Linked DNA regions of Mus musculus: region 2 is linked to region 1. Evidence: chromatin loops called from intact Hi-C (ENCODE). Cell type or tissue: left cerebral cortex. All regions are shown on one strand.

Region 1 (8,000 bases):
TCTTTTCTGTTTTTGTCTGTCCCTTTTTGTTTAGTCCATAGGTCTGGAGTTTTGATGAATGGCTAATGACCCCTTTTTAGCTGTATCTTTAAAGACAGTCTTGAAGGAACCATGAGATGAAAGGATTCTACTTAGAATATAAAAGAAGATGCCATCATTCACCCTTTTCCCTGAGCCTGCGTTCTTCCTACCCAACCCTCCCTCCCTTCTTTCCTTCTCTCTTCTATCCATTGGTAACAGTTTACTACTTGACACTGATTTGGCTTTTCTCTTTTAAAAGGAAGGGATTTTTTTTTTCATTCTGAATAGTGTGTGTGTGTGTGTGTGTGTGTGTGTGTGTGTGTGTTTATGTAGGAATATAATTAACTGACAGTTTCTAAATACTTTCTTAGCCACTTTATACTGCCTTTGGCATTTTCTTCAAACTCCTTTAGTTTTTACCTTGGTTAAAATTTTAAGTTCTCAAACCTTGAATTAAGTACAAATCTATTTGTAATATAAATAGAAAAGTCATGAAGAATAAACATATTTCCATACTTTCCTGGGATATTGAAAATAGCTTTTTTACACTGGAAAAAGCACCAATTTAACCTTTCTAGCAATGAGAGAAAAGGCTGATTCACCCCCACCTAAAACAATTTGTTGTTATAACAGCACTTGTAACATAATCGCAACTACCCTATGGAGTGTTCATTGCTTTTTAGATTCACAAGAACTGTTTTTTGTTTTTTTGTTTCCTGGGTCTGTATTACATCAACATAAATTACAAAGTGGTTGGATGCATAAAATATTTAGAAAATTATCTTGCTTTAAAAAGAAATCACTTAAAGTGGTGCTATTTTCAAAGAGCTGTGCAGTCTATGATATATCAAGGATGTGAAAATGACTTTTTGTGTTAGAAAATTGGCCTTTAACAAAGCAAAAAAAAAAAAAAAAAAAAAAAAGTTAGACAATTCTAAGTGCAAAGCTATTAACTGACTGATTTCTGATCCCTGACTTCGGATGTCATCCTCAACCCAGTGACTGGCTGCTCCTCATCCTGTGGGAACAGCAGGCTTCCGAAGAGCCTTCTTTACAAATAACCATCAGTTCAGACAGAGGAGACCCAAGGAGAGCCAGTTCAATCTTTCGCATCATTACCGGCCTCATTGTTTTGCAAATCAGCCGCACAAAGTGGAACACGTGCACGAATCCTCTTACAGGTTTCTGAATGCCGGGGATTTCAGACTCTCGAATCCTGGTGATTAGCAGTAAATGAATAAGCTGCATGACAAATCGTTACCTTCACCAGATAAGAGACTAGTTTCAATTAAAGATTGCCGGTTATAGCTTGAGTTCCTCAAGATGTGTCCATCTATAATGAACCCCTGTTTGTCAGTCAATCCAGCATTATTGTGCAGTCAGCCTTACTGACACGACCTTATTCGAATAGCTCAAAACGTTATCTCTAAAGCATTCTATTTATAGTAGAAATATGTAGACCAAACCCAAACACTGTCTAATTTAACATGTGATTCCTCTCTTGGCAAATAACTCGTCTCAAGAGATTCTAAATCTCGAATTGGGGAAGTCCTGAGGCCATGAGACCAAACAAAGCATAAATGAGTTGTCTCTAGCTTGTCTGGCAAAGTTGGTTTTTTGTTTGTTTGTTTGGTTGGTTGGTTGGTTGGTTGGTTGTTTTTGTTTGTTTGTTTGTTTTGTTTTGTAAGTTGATGTTACAAATGTAACTCTTCATCACCTTTGGTCATATTTCACTATGAGTATTTGCTATGGAGTTTTAAAATTTTTGGTAATGATGTTTCAGTACAGTTTCCCACACAAGTAAAAGTCTCGAGTTGTTTATTTGGGTCTCTAACAGTGAAAGCCTCTAATTACAGAGTGCAGCTAGCAAGTCAGCTGAGCGGGCCTCACAAAACATCACGCCCAATGCCAAGGCACAGAGAGAATTTACAATGCATTTCTCACTTTACAACGTTTGGATATTTAACGTTTTGTTACTTTTAAGGTTGTAGTCATCTCTGCAATAAGATATTCTTCACCCCTGTTTTTAATCTCTTAATTAAAGAGAACTTAATCTCCACTGATGCAGAGAAATTGCCTGAGGCTGACGGCCCTGTAGGTGTGAAAATATACTTCTCTAGACTAAAATCACAGTATAGGAAACAGTTGGCACTGACCCACATTCTGACTTACTCATGTGGGCAGTTCTATGTCACTTTACTGCGGAGCGCATTTATTTGTTACACATAGAAGAGCAATATTGGTTGCGTGGAGTACACAAGGAGAGAAACGATTTCCCTCCCACTACCATCTGCTGTGGAACACACAGGTTTTCCCATACAGGTTTAGTGCAAGCTCCTGTCCTTGGAGCAGAGGCAGGCACAGACTGGGCTGTGATCACAGTGTGAACCTTCCTCCCACTCCTCAGCCCACAGACATGTTCTCAGGCTGCATTCCGATTCTGAATATAGACTTCCAAGGAGCTGTTGAAACATGAGCCACTTGGGTAAACAGCAGAGGCAGGAGATGGATTGGGTGAACTGACAGGGCCTCGGAGCGCATGCTCAGTGGCTGCTGTGCTTATGAGACCAATTCTCCTAAAATGTTGAGATATTTAAAGTTTTCACTAAATAATTATTGATTTATATTCATAAAACTAAACGCAATTTCTATGTTACTTATCCATACTAGTGAGAGTAAGGGGACACTGAGGAAAGAGTTATTTATGGAATGCTGAGTATAACTCCCGCCTGACACTCTTGTACCTTTCTGTCTCGGCCTCCCTCCACCTCTCTGTCGTTCACACAGCCTACTTGGAAGATTAGCACTATGATTACAGAGCTACAAATCCAAAGGCTTACTTTGTGTCCTTGCCTAACCATGTATAGTTTGTAGACTATTTCCTAAATTGTTTAAGGTGCTTGCTTATCTAGACTCATCCTTTAACCCCCATTGTTGTTTTACATGTATCTGTTCACAACCAAGTATATGGTAAATTTAAGAAAAAAGGACCAACATTTTCTTTATGGAGTTTACTTTCTATCTTATTCTGATACATATTTAACATTAATCAAAAAAATGTACAAATATGGGAACGATAAACGGCTCAGTGGTCAAAGGGGTCTGAGACTGAAAATCTGGATTCGTTCCACAGTGCCTACATGGTAGAATGGCAAAAAATGACTCCCAGAAGTGGTCATGACATTTCCAGATGTGCCAAAGAATATGAACACACACACACACACACACACACACACACACACACACACACACACACACACAATGAGGAAAATATTTAAAACTATAACAAAGACAAAACTGCTTTAACTGCATCATGGGCTCATAACTTTCATTGTTAGCAATGTAAGTTTTACGTTATAAAAATTCTACCCTGAAATCTAATGAACGAACTTTGAAACAGAGTGAGAAGATCTACATATAACATTGGTTACAATTATTGGGCTCTTGTTTATTGTTGTTTAAAAGGAAAGATGAAGTTAATCTCTGTTATAAGAATGGGAGGAGTGAGATTGAGAGTGAGGGCAGGGCACCCCCTACTGATTTCACCACACAGACCTGAGCAAGAATGATAGGGACCCTGTGTTCCTTCCCACACAATGTCAGCTTAGCTTATAGCCAGGGACAGGCATTTGCCATCCCCTTTTCCTTAGGCTGTCCTGGAAGCAAGCTTTTTAGTTGATAGAGAATGATTTCATCTGTGAGGTTGCAATTTTTCTGAAAAGGTGTTTATTTTCAAACTAGAATCTCTTTTCCCATAAACTTAACCCTTACTGTAATTATAATCAATTCTGCTATATAACTAATGGCCCATTACTGTCAGGTCTAAAGGAAACACCAATCCCCCAAACTCCAAAAGGCAGTCCAAATATCCAGAAACAAGCTTAATCAGGACTATAAGACTTCTGTCTGATACAAGCCACCATTCACCAGGAACTTGTGAAGCCTGGTCCTATCTACCAAAATAAGTCATTTACCTTCCAGCAGTCAAAGTAGAAATATGGCTCTCCAATTAACATATATGTGTGTTTCCTATCAGCATAAGGCAGATCCATTCTAGCCTCCAGGCTCTGTCAGTTCCTTCATATGAGTACTTGGCTTGCATCTCCAAGCCCTACACCAGGCTCCTGACCCTCCCCTTCCCACAGCTCCTCAGCATTCTTAGAACCCAGCTATCCTCACTACTCTAGGCTCCTGGTTTGCTACTCTAACCATACTCTCCCTAGCGGCTACTCTGCGCTATTATCCCCTTTGACAAATATGCCTAGTCATGTCCATTCCATTGTACCGAGGGATTGTTTATCCTGTGTTTTAAAACACACCAAAAAGGTTAAGAACACAATCCCTAATAATGCTGTAGATACTTGGAAAGGCTAGAATCTTGTTTGTGCTTTAACTTCAAAGGCTCCCCGATCTGAAAGAACTCCCTGCACTAATGTTATTTCTCAGACATTGTTTTCGAGGACTATTAATAATAATATTCCATCTGCTGTATTCCGTTTTAGCACGGATTCATGCAAGCTCACATAAATCTATGTGTAATGCATTTAGGACAGTTTCTGGCAGTGTTAAAAAAAAAGTGAACTCTGTCTTGTTTCTAAATCCCTGACCATATTTCTGCCTTTTTGTAAGGGAGGGATATGGTCTATTTTAAAATCCTATAACACCTGCCAAATATTTTAAAGACCACTTTTGGGGAAAAAAAAACAGCTAAAATCAGGCAAACCGGCAGCAATACACACACACACACACACACACACACACACACACACACACACACACACACAAAAGATTTTATATATATATATATATATATATATATACATATATATACACATACATATGTATATATATATATATATATATATATATATATATATATATCAAAGCTTATAGTATATAGTGGTATTTATTGGTAAAAAATTCTAAGTGTATGACAACAGACAAAAATAAACCAAGATTGGTGGAGGGGTTTAGAACTACTTTGGAAGCAGTATCACCTATGGTGAAACACTATCTATTCAGAGCAGACACATACACAAACTCAGAATTTCAACTGAAGAAACTGAGATTTAGACATCATAGAAAACTAGAGTGCCATCTCATGTGTAGCACATGATAGTCAGCATTCAAATCCCTGACTGTTTTCTGCTGAAGTCATTTCTGTAATCATTATGAAAATTGTTTGTGCATATGGGCTTTAGGAAGCAAACTACATTGTTATAGTTGACTGGAGTCATGTTAGATAAATCTTATTTATTATGAGATTAGTGTATATGTATTGCATTGCAGTATCAGCAAAATATACCCTGTAAGTAAAATTCATGCAATTTCTGATCTGTACAATTTTTGTAACAATTTTTTATGTGAGAGAAGAACAAATAGCTTTTTAATTATGTCCTCATTTTTTTATATTTTACAAAATGAAAAAGAATGGTATCTTAGAAATATTAGAGAAGATATTTTAACATCTCATGAATAAAATGTAAAATAAATTTGGGAGGAAGTGAATATATGTAATTTGGGAGCAAATTCATATTCACATTTTTTCATTTCTAATCTCTTCATTGTCTCTTCCACTATACATATTTTCATACTTCCATGTCCTCTTTTTTCTTAAGTAATATAGTATTTTATGTATCTCACCTCATCCTTCCTTTCTGATTCATTCATTATTATTATTCTTATAACTTAAACCATTGAAATAAATGTTAGAGTCATTGTAGGACATGGATTTGTGGTTCGAAGTCAGTTCGCAATCACTTATAAATGCTCTGTGACTTGCTTTTGATCAATACAGACAACCTCTGTTTGGGAAATAATTTTAAACTTCATCATGCATCATATGACAAACCTGATAAATTAAAAGTTATATAATATGCCAATATTTTTATACAAATCATTAAAATCAACACATTTCTCAAGTGAAATCATATTTATAGAGTTGGCCTCATAAAGAAACTAATATGAACTATATTAAAAGACATACAATGAAAACAAAAGCATTATGCGTGCGTACATTTGGCCCATTAAGCTCAAATAAAGACATTCCTAAACTTCCTTGTGAAAAAATTTAAAACATTCAGTTTTTGATTGTTTGTTTGTTTTTCATGAAAATCCTCCACTCATGTTGGAGGGAGCTCTGTGGAAGGGAAGATGGTAAAATTGTAAGAGCCACTTAAAGGGAAAGTCTTGTATTTTCTGTAATCCACATTTTTAATTTCTAAAACCTTTTAAAAAGTGGTTCCTTCTGCCCCTCCATCACACCTCTGTGGTGTTCTCATTTTGATTCTTCTTAGGCTTGGGATTTTCCTCTTTCAGTTTGTTTCTTGTTCGTTTTGTTTTTTAGCATATGATCTTGCTATGAGGCCGAATACTCTGTCTGGGGCTCCCGCTTGCTGGGATTGGAGCAGTGACTCCCAACCTTCTTCATCCTGAGGACCCACATTTTATACAGTTCCCCATGTTGTGGTGACCCCAACCATAAAATGATTTCATTGCTAATTCTTACTTGTAATGTTGCTACTATTACACCTCATAATGTAAATATTTTTGGAAGTATTTTTTTCAAAGGATTTGTGGATAACAGGCTAATGTCAACATACTTGGCATTATCCTACTATCTAATTTGCATTTGTGATTTGGGATAATAATGAATCTGTGGGTCAATTGCTCAGCCAGTAACATTTCAATCATTCTGATTCCTTGACTATTTTTGAACATTTAGGGTGATGTAATAAAAGAAATTCAGGTTACAAGTTTGCAGAATATACATTCACATTAATGTAATAGTCAGAAAATGCATGCACCAAAAATGTTAAAATAGTTCTTTCCTGCATGTATATTCATATGTGATTTTCATTCTCTCCTTTAAAAAAAACGTTCATATTCTAATTTCATATATGATTAGTTTATAATTTTAAATATATAAAAAAATAGGAAATACAAAGCTGATTTTTAAAATAGGCAATTTCAACACCTGGTAGAGATTCTCTTGCCATAAGAATATAAAAAGATATACAACACCATTAGTCATTAGAAAACATGAGATATACTAATAAGGAGGTATTGCCACACAATGGAAGTTACAAACTACACTTGTATTACCAGCAGCTGTAACTATACAAAGATACAAATCTATTCTCATATATTATCGATGAGGATACACAATGGTATAGCCACTTTGTTGCTGGTAGTCTACCATGGGACCAAATACATTCTCTTGAGAGAAGAGAGTCTCATTTTAATGTCTTTACCATGGCTATATATAATCATGTTGGCAACACCGTTTAAAGATTAAGAAAATCTTAACATTTCAATTAATTTTAAAAAGAAAGGTAAAGAAAAATGTTGTAAGAGTTGAAGAGGGTGGATGACACCAAGCATCCAGTGTCCTCTTGACATAACTTGTCATTGACACTGTGTCAGCACGCACAGGGCCTGCACAGTCTCAGCCAGATGAGGTTCCAGGACTGAGAGGGGAACTGGGCACGAATTCCCATCCATAATCCAGAAGTTGTTTTCAACTGACAACTGATTGGAAATAAAAATTAGTTTTCTCTCTTAGATCTCCACTGGGTATACAGATAAAAGCAGGCCCCACTCCTGCAAGAAAATGGTTCACAGGAAGCATACGCAATAGTATTGTGGAGAACTTTTGCCTCATGACAGTTTTTTTTAACCTTACTGATTATCTATCTATCTATCTATCTATCTATCAATAAAAATAAATATATATCCATCTATATAAATATATATCCATCTATATAAATATATATCCATGTATATATAGATATACATATAGATAGATATCCCAATAAAATACTAACATCACTAACATATCTATCACTTGATCGGTCAATTAACAGATAAATTAGTGTTTTTAGTGGGTTGCATGTATATGTGTGTGCATGGGCGACTGTGTATGTGTGTCTGTGTTTGGGTATGTGTCTGCGCATGTGTGATTCTGTACTTTTCCATCC
Region 2 (8,000 bases), 290 kb after region 1:
GCAGAAACTTTGGAGTTTCATTAGGTCCCATTTGTCAATTCTCGATCTTACAGCACAAGCCATTGCTGTTCTGTTCAGGAATTTTTCCCCTGTGCCCATATCTTCAAGGCTTTTCCCCACTTTCTCCTGTATAAGTTTCAGTGTCTCTGGTTTTATGTGAAGTTCCTTGATCCACTTAGATTTGACCTTAGTACAAGGAGATAAGTATGGATCGATTCGCATTCTTCTACATGATAACAACCAGTTGTGCCAGCACCAATTGTTGAAAATGCTGTCTTTCTTCCACTGGATGGTTTTAGCTCCCTTGTCGAAGATCAAGTGACCATAGGTGTGTGGGTTCATTTCTGGGTCTTCAATTCTGTTCCATTGGTCTACTTGTCTGTCTCTATACCAGTACCATGCAGTTTTTATCACAATTGCTCTGTAGTAAAGCTTTAGGTCAGGCATGATGATTCCACCAGAGGTTCTTTTATCCTTGAGAAGAGTTTTTGCTATCCTAGGTTTTTTGTTATTCCAGATGAATTTGCAAATTGCTCCTTCTAATTCGTTGAAGAATTGAGTTGGAATTTTGATGGGGATTGCATTGAATCTGTAGATTGCTTTTGGCAAGATAGCCATTTTTACAATGTTGATCCTGCCAATCCATGAGCATGGGAGATCTTTCCATCTTCTGAGATCTTCTTTAATTTCTTTCTTCAGAGACTTGAAGTTCTTATCATACAGATCTTTCACTTCATTAGTTAGAGTCACGCCGAGATATTTTATATTATCTGTGACTATTGAGAAGGGTGTTGTTTCCCTAACTTCTTTCTCAGCCTGTTTATTCTCTGTGTAGCGAAAGGCCATTGACTTGTTTGAGTTAATTTTATATCCAGCTACTTCATTGAAGCTGTTTATCAGGTTTAGGAGTTCTCTGGTGGAATTTTTAGGGTCACTCATATATACTATCATATCATCTACAAAAAGTGATATTTTGACTTCCTCTTTTCCAATTTGTATCCCCTTGATCTCCTTTTGTTGTCGAATTGCTCTGGCTAATACTTCAAGTACTATGTTGAAAAGGTAGGGAGAAAATGGGCAACCTTGTCTAGTCCCTGATTTTAATGGGATTGCTTCCAGCTTCTCTTCATTTACTTTGTTGTTGGCTACTGGTTTGCTGTAGATTGCTTTTATCATGTTTATGTATGGGCCTTGAATTCCTGATCTTTCCAAGACTTTTATCATGAATGGGTGTTGGATCTTGTCAAATGCTTTTTCTGCATCTAACGAGATGATCATGTGGTTTTTGTCTTTGAGTTTGTTTATATAATGGATTACATTGATGGATTTTTGTATATTAAACCATCCCTGCATCCCTGGAATAAAATCTACTTGGTCAGGATGGATGATTGCTTTAATGTGTTCTTGGATTCGGTTAGCGAGAATTTTATTGAGGATTTTTGCATCGATATTCATAAGAGAAATTGGTCTGAAGTTCTCTATCTTTGTTGGATCTTTCTGTGGTTTAGCTATCAGAGTAATAGTGGCTTCATAAAATGAGTTGGGTAGAGTACCTTCTACTTCTATTTTGTGAAATAGTTTGTGCAGAACTGGAATTAGATCTTCTTTGAAGGTCTGATAGAACTCTGCACTAAACCTGTCTGGTCCTCGGCTTTTTTTGGCTGGGAGACTATTAATAACTGCTTCTATTTCTTTAGGGGAAATGGGACTGTTTAGATGGTCAACTTGATCCTGATTCAACTTTGGTACCTGGTATCTGTCCAGAAATTTGTGCATTTCATCCAGGTTTTCCAGTTTTGTTGAGTATAGCCTTTTGTAGAAGGATCTGATGGTGTTTTGGATTTCTTCAGTATCTGTTGTTATGTCTCCCTTTTCATTTCTGATTTTGTTAATTAGGATTTTGTCCCTGTGCCCTCTAGTGAGTCTAGCTGAGGGTTTATCTATCTTGTTGATTTTCTCAAAGAACCAACTCCTTGTTTGGTTAATTCTTTGAATAGTTCTTCTTGTTTCCACTTGGTTGATTTCACGCCTGAGTTTGATTATTTCCTGTCGTCTACTCCTCTTGCGTGAATTTGCTTCCTTTTTTTCTAGAGCTTTTAGATGTGTTGTCAGGCTGCTAGTATGTGCTGTCTCCCGTTTCTTCTTGGAGGCACTCAGAGCTATGAGTTTCCCTCTTAGAAATGCTTTCATTGTGTCCCATAGGTTTGGGTACGTTGTGGCTTCATTTTCATTAAACTCTAAAAAGTCTTTAATTTCTTTCTTTATTCCTTCCTTGACCAAGGTATCATTGAGAAGAGTGTTATTCAGTTTCCACGTGAATGTTGGCTTTCCATTATTTACGTTGTTATTGAAGATCAGTCTTAGTCCATGGTGGTCTGATAGGATACATGGGACAATTTCAATATTTTTGTATCTGTTGAGGCCTGTTTTGTGACCAATTATATGGTCAATTTTGGAAAAGGTACCATGAGGTGCTGAGAAGAAGGTATATCCTTTTGTTTTAGGATAAAATGTTCTGTAGATATCTGTCAGGTCCATTTGTTTCATAACTTCTGTTAGTTTCACTGTGTCCCTGTTTAGTTTCTGTTTCCACGATCTGTCCATTGATGAAAGTGGTGTGTTGAAGTCTCCCACTATTATTGTGTGAGGTGCAATGTGTGCTTTGAGCTTTACTAAAGTGTCTTTAATGAATGTGGCTGCCCTTGCATTTGGAGCGTAGATATTCAGAATTGAGAGTTCCTCTTGGAGGATTTTACCTTTGATGAGTATGAAGTGTCCCTCCTTGTCTTTTTTGATAACTTTGGGTTGGAAGTCGATTTTATCCGATATTAAAATGGCTACTCCAGCTTGTTTCTTCAGTCCATTTGCTTGGAAAATTGTTTTCCAGCCTTTCACTCTGAGGTAGTGTCTGTCTTTTTCCCTGAGATGGGTTTCCTGTAAGCAGCAGAATGTTGGGTCCTGTTTGTGTAGCCAGTCTGTTAGTCTATGTCTTTTTATTGGGGAATTGAGTCCATTGATATTAAGAGATATTAAGGAAAAGTAATTGTTGCTTCTTTTTATTTTTGTTGTTAGGGTTGGCATTCTGTTCTTGTGGCTGTCTTCTTTTTGGTTTGTTGAGGGTTTACTTTCTTGCAGCAAGGAAAGCTTGTCAGTATGTCAGGCACAGCCACCTGAAGACATGATTAACAGCAAAAGCTGTGCCTGAGTTTAGATTGAATAGATCGCAGGAAAAAAAGGTACTAGTCAACAGTCCACACATGCCATCCTTAGTCCTGCGCATAGCTTCTCCAGTCATAGCAAAATGTGTGCATACAGCAGGCATGTGTTTGGTTTGGAGGAATCAGTCTAGTAAATATTGCATGCTAAACACAAATTCTCAACACATCTCTCTTAGTCATGCCTGCAATATTAATCATACAGCTTTTTCTGCAAAATGTGTGGTTGGGTATTTATTTCTCAATCATAAGCAGCAGAAAAATAAGATATTCATATTAAAGCCTCCAGTGAAGTCATGCAATTAGATAACTAAAACTTCAATGTGCAATTGGTGTTCTGTATCTGCACTCAAAGTTTCCAGAGATATTTGACATATCATTCTTAACTATGAGCAATGCAACAGTGCTTGCCAGATATTTGAGAAACAACCCAATCTTTAATATTATGAATGCTTTTCCTGCATTTATCTGTGTACCATTAACAAACCTGATGTCCATAGAGGCCAGATACCCTAGATCTGGAGTTACAGATGACTGTGAAGCACCATGTGGGTGGTGGAAATTGAACTCAGGGCCTTTGAATTAGTGACTAGTTATCAGTAATTGTAACTGCTTAGCCATCTCTCCAGCCCGAAGAAGCAATTATAACATAGAAAACTAAAAGTAGAATAAAAAAGAAAACAGATAAGTAGCAATGGCAAAATAAGCTACAAACCTAAAAGAGAATTATAACTTGGAAAAGGAAGTATATTTTAAAAATATAATTAACAACTATGATTAGTCACAGAGGGAATATGAAGACAGCTCATGTATAATACAAGAGCAACTAGGTAGAGAAAAAAAATTTAAAGTCTTCAGCTCTTAGACATACAAAGCACAGTAATCAAAGAGAAACAATGAGACATCCTGCAAAACCAAATTGATGTCTTTCAAAATGACAAATAAAAATTTCTATAGATATTTGAAAACTTACAAAACTGGGAATATTTTATAAATAAATCAGTGAAAAAACTCACACATAATGTCAAAGCACTTCTTGGTAACAAACTATTATTATCCTCCAGAAGAAAAGAATATGACAACTTTGGAACAGCTGGTATTTGAAGTCTTGTGCTCATGATTGAAGGACACATTCCTCTGGTCTGCTCTCTACAGGGGAACACAACTTTGCCTGCAACTGACATGCCAGCTAGTGTCGGGCAAGCTTCTTCCTTCTGTCATTCAGTTTCCTCATCTTGAGATGTTGATCCTTTCAAACAAGCCATGATTTATTACTAAACACTCTGTAAATAGGGGGGATGTAGTTTTCCATTGCAACTTTTCACAGCTTCAGAGGAAGACTGTACACACCACGCTGCTGTCATCTTCCAGCCTCTCACTTATTCTTGTCCAACTGCACACTCCTACATCTGCCAGTTCAGTCTTGTTTTAGGCCTGCTGTGCTGCTGCCAGTGGCTCAGTGGGACACGAGGGTAGTACTGAATGGGCAGGAAAAGTTGATAAATGATACAGATTGAAGGGCCACTTTGAAGTCCTTCAGTGTCACCAGAAATAACAGTGTAACCAATACAATGAGAGGGAGGTGGCTGGGCACGTTCTCCTTAGAAAACAGCCATGGGAATGTGGAAATCAATTCTCAGAAGATTAACAAAGGACGAAAATGATAATGAGGAACAAAAAAAAAATTAATGTGGCTCATGTCCCTTTTTACTTTCATTATTTAATTCGAGGGTCATTATAAAGGCTGGCACTGAGGATGATAGCTTAGAGTGTTCTGCAGTGTTTCTGCTTTCCACACATCCACTTGCAATTGGTTAGATGAAAGCATTGATAGATGCTCATTATGTTCTCTGTTGTGCTCAGCATCATCCCGATCATTTCACCGTGTTTCATTTAGAAGTACACTTAACTACAGAGGAAAGGGCCAAAGCATTTCATGGAGACTAATGTAATCTAGCTTGTGGTATCTGAATCCACTTGGTGAATAAAAATCTTTGAAGCAGAAGTGAAAGAACGTGATCTTTTCATAAGAAAGCCAACGAGCATCAGGTGCAAACATATCTCCCTACAGACCAAGGAGGAAATGCATCTCATTAGGGGGAGTTTTTAAAGAGGCTTCTTATTGGGATTTTCCACTCAGTACCAGGGTCAATGTCAGAGAAAGGGAAGACCAGCAGAATTGTCAGACTACTCTAACTGAGTCACAGCAAATCTCTATAGAAGCATTATAAGGACAAGTAATGATTCTTGAAAAAAACTAAACACACCCACTAGAGAAGTGTGTGTGTATGTGTGTGTGTGTGTGTGTGTGTGTGTGTGTGTGTGTGTGTGTGTGTTTGTGTGTTACATTTAACTGTGGAGTTTCTAATATCTTTCTTCTGAGAGACATGATCATGTTTAATTGTCTGGGTATGGTCAGGATCTTAGTTCTTTATGCTATATCTATTTAGGAAAAATAAACAGATACTTTTATATCTAATTATATTTTTATGATATTTTTCAAACATTAACAAGACACTTTGTATATCTTCAAGTTCACAAAATGGACATGATATATACTTTTCTTTCCAATATGCAAGTTACCAGGGATATCTCAAACATTGAGGGTTTGGTTTTATATGATATATTGATCGTGCAGAAGCATATGAATGTGATATAATCTGGGCTAATACAAACTTGTACATTGACTCATCCTCCTGGGACAGCTCATCATTCTTGGCAGATATCTCCTGATAGGTAGAGTCACAGTCAATAAATATAATGCTTAAGCACACCAATGTCTTTTGGCCCTCTAGGTGTTTTGGAACAGAGACAATTGTGTAAAAATACTGAATTTGTTGATCATTCAAATCTAAAACAGAACAATTTCTATTGTAAGACTTCTTTATGGCCATGATATATACGCTAAATTCTCAGACCAATACACTGGATTAGGACTTTTTCTTGTTTTATTTTAAAAAAAAATCCATTGTTTGGAACTTTTATGTACATGTGCAGTTCATTCTAATTGTACTTACTACCTACTGTCTCCTTTTAGATCTTCCCTGCGATGCTCCAACACATTTTCCTTCCAAACTCATGTCCTGCTTTTTAAAGTTAATAGCTCACTGAGTGCAGTCAATGGTACTCACATGGGAATGAGTGCGATCCCATCCACCGACACATGGGCAACCTATCAGTGTCCACTTTGGTTGGAGAACTAAAAGTGATTTTTTAATTTTCTTAGCAGGCATCAACTGTCTATAGTTTCTGAACTAAAGGTAAAGTCTCAGGACCCTTGTTCTACTCCATCGGGGCTGGAATTCTAACTAGCTTGACATTGTGAATGCCTTGTACAGGGAACCAATGTCAGCTACTGGAATGCATGTGAGTAATGGCTTTTTAGTTTCCAGGAAACCGCATTTCAAGGGGCCTTTTCTATCCTAGCCTGTCACAGTTTTTCTTATACTTTTTTCATGATCTCCTTTGAGCTTTGAGTGGGAAGAGATTGTATAAGGAAACCATCTACAACAGAACTTGAAGTGTATGGCTTCAAGTTACCAATACCCAGTGTAAAACGAAGCTTCTCTGTCTAAGGGTGCCGGGATCCAGTTCTATGAATGTAAAAATTCATATTTATAAGTCAGTTTGGATACATGACCTTCTAGACAAACAACAGTATAGTCCTGATTCCAGGGCCTGTCATCTTCCTAATGATAGGTTTTGATGTGGTTTCAGTTCCAGGCATGAAATTGCTTTAGTGGAATAACCCTTGAGCACAGCACTGCATAAGAGAATCCATATATTCTTTCTGCCAGAATAGCACCTCCCTGCACTGTACAAGCTATGTATCAGGTAGACATTCCATGTCAGTTTGAGATTGATATATGTATCTTGAAATAGAAGTTTGTAATAATCCCTTCATTAATGAATATGATCATAGAGTTATACTGGGCAATCACAAGCCAGAGAAGTAGCCTGCTATGAGGACATTTGAGACATCCATGGCTAATAACTTATAGGGAAGAATCCTGTTACTCACTGTTACTCTTTTTATTTCCATTATAAAATCGAAGCATGGGTTCTCTTGGCTGACTTGACAACTTTATTCTCATCGCTTCTTTTTTAATCTTTACAATATTCCCAGAATTCATTGTCCTTTGATAGAAATGTTATGTTTAAATGTACTGATAACTCACTGAACTCCTAAACCTGATAAACAGCTTTGGTGAAGTAGCTGGATATAAAATTAACTCAAACAAGTCAATGGCCTTTCTCTACACAAAGAATAAACAGGCTGAGAAAGAAATTAGGGAAACAACACCCTTCTCAATAGTCACAAATAATATAAAATATCTCGGCGTAACTCTAACTAAGGAAGTAAAAGATCTGTATGATAAAAACTTCAAGTCTCTGAAGAAAGAAATTAAAGAAGATCTCAGAAGATGGAAAGATCTCCCATGCTCATGGATTGGCAGGATCAACATTGTAAAAATGGCTATCTTGCCAAAAGCAATCTACAGATTCAATGCAATCCCCATCAAAATTCCAACTCAATTCTTCAACGAATTAGAAGGAGCAATTTGCAAATTCATCTGGAATAACAAAAAACCTAGGATAGCAAAAACTCTTCTCAAGGATAAAAGAACCTCTGGTGGAATCACCATGCCTGACCTAAAGCTTTACTACAGGGCAATTGTGATAAAAACTGCATGGTACTGGTATAGAGACAGACAAGTAGACCAATGGAATACAATTGAAGACCCAGAAATGAACCCACACACCTACGGTCACTTGATCTTCGAC

What was found. A loop is a pair of places that touch in the nucleus more often than their neighbours do. Peaks named below come from ENCODE experiments on the same cell type or tissue, not always from the same donor. Only the 100,000 strongest peaks of a DNase experiment are listed, where the experiment ranks them.
Region 2: it touches region 1 in a loop (7-fold over the local background); 2 of 42 quality-filtered maps call a loop at or near these places.

What each region holds. Positions count from the first base shown.
Region 1 is chr4:28,293,471-28,301,470 of GRCm38, reverse strand. The region is part of intron 2 of Gm52725 (a long non-coding RNA gene); the gene reads right to left. Among named protein-coding and RNA genes, the nearest start is that of Gm25378, 68 kb to the left of the region's middle. In left cerebral cortex, no CTCF peak of the experiment used is centred here; DNase peaks (open chromatin) are centred at 1,260, 2,375 and 3,582; H3K27ac peaks cover 1,321 bases.
Region 2 is chr4:27,998,653-28,006,652 of GRCm38, reverse strand. No RefSeq gene overlaps it. Among named protein-coding and RNA genes, the nearest start is that of n-TIaat2, 98 kb to the right of the region's middle. In left cerebral cortex, no CTCF peak of the experiment used is centred here; a DNase peak (open chromatin) is centred at 4,610.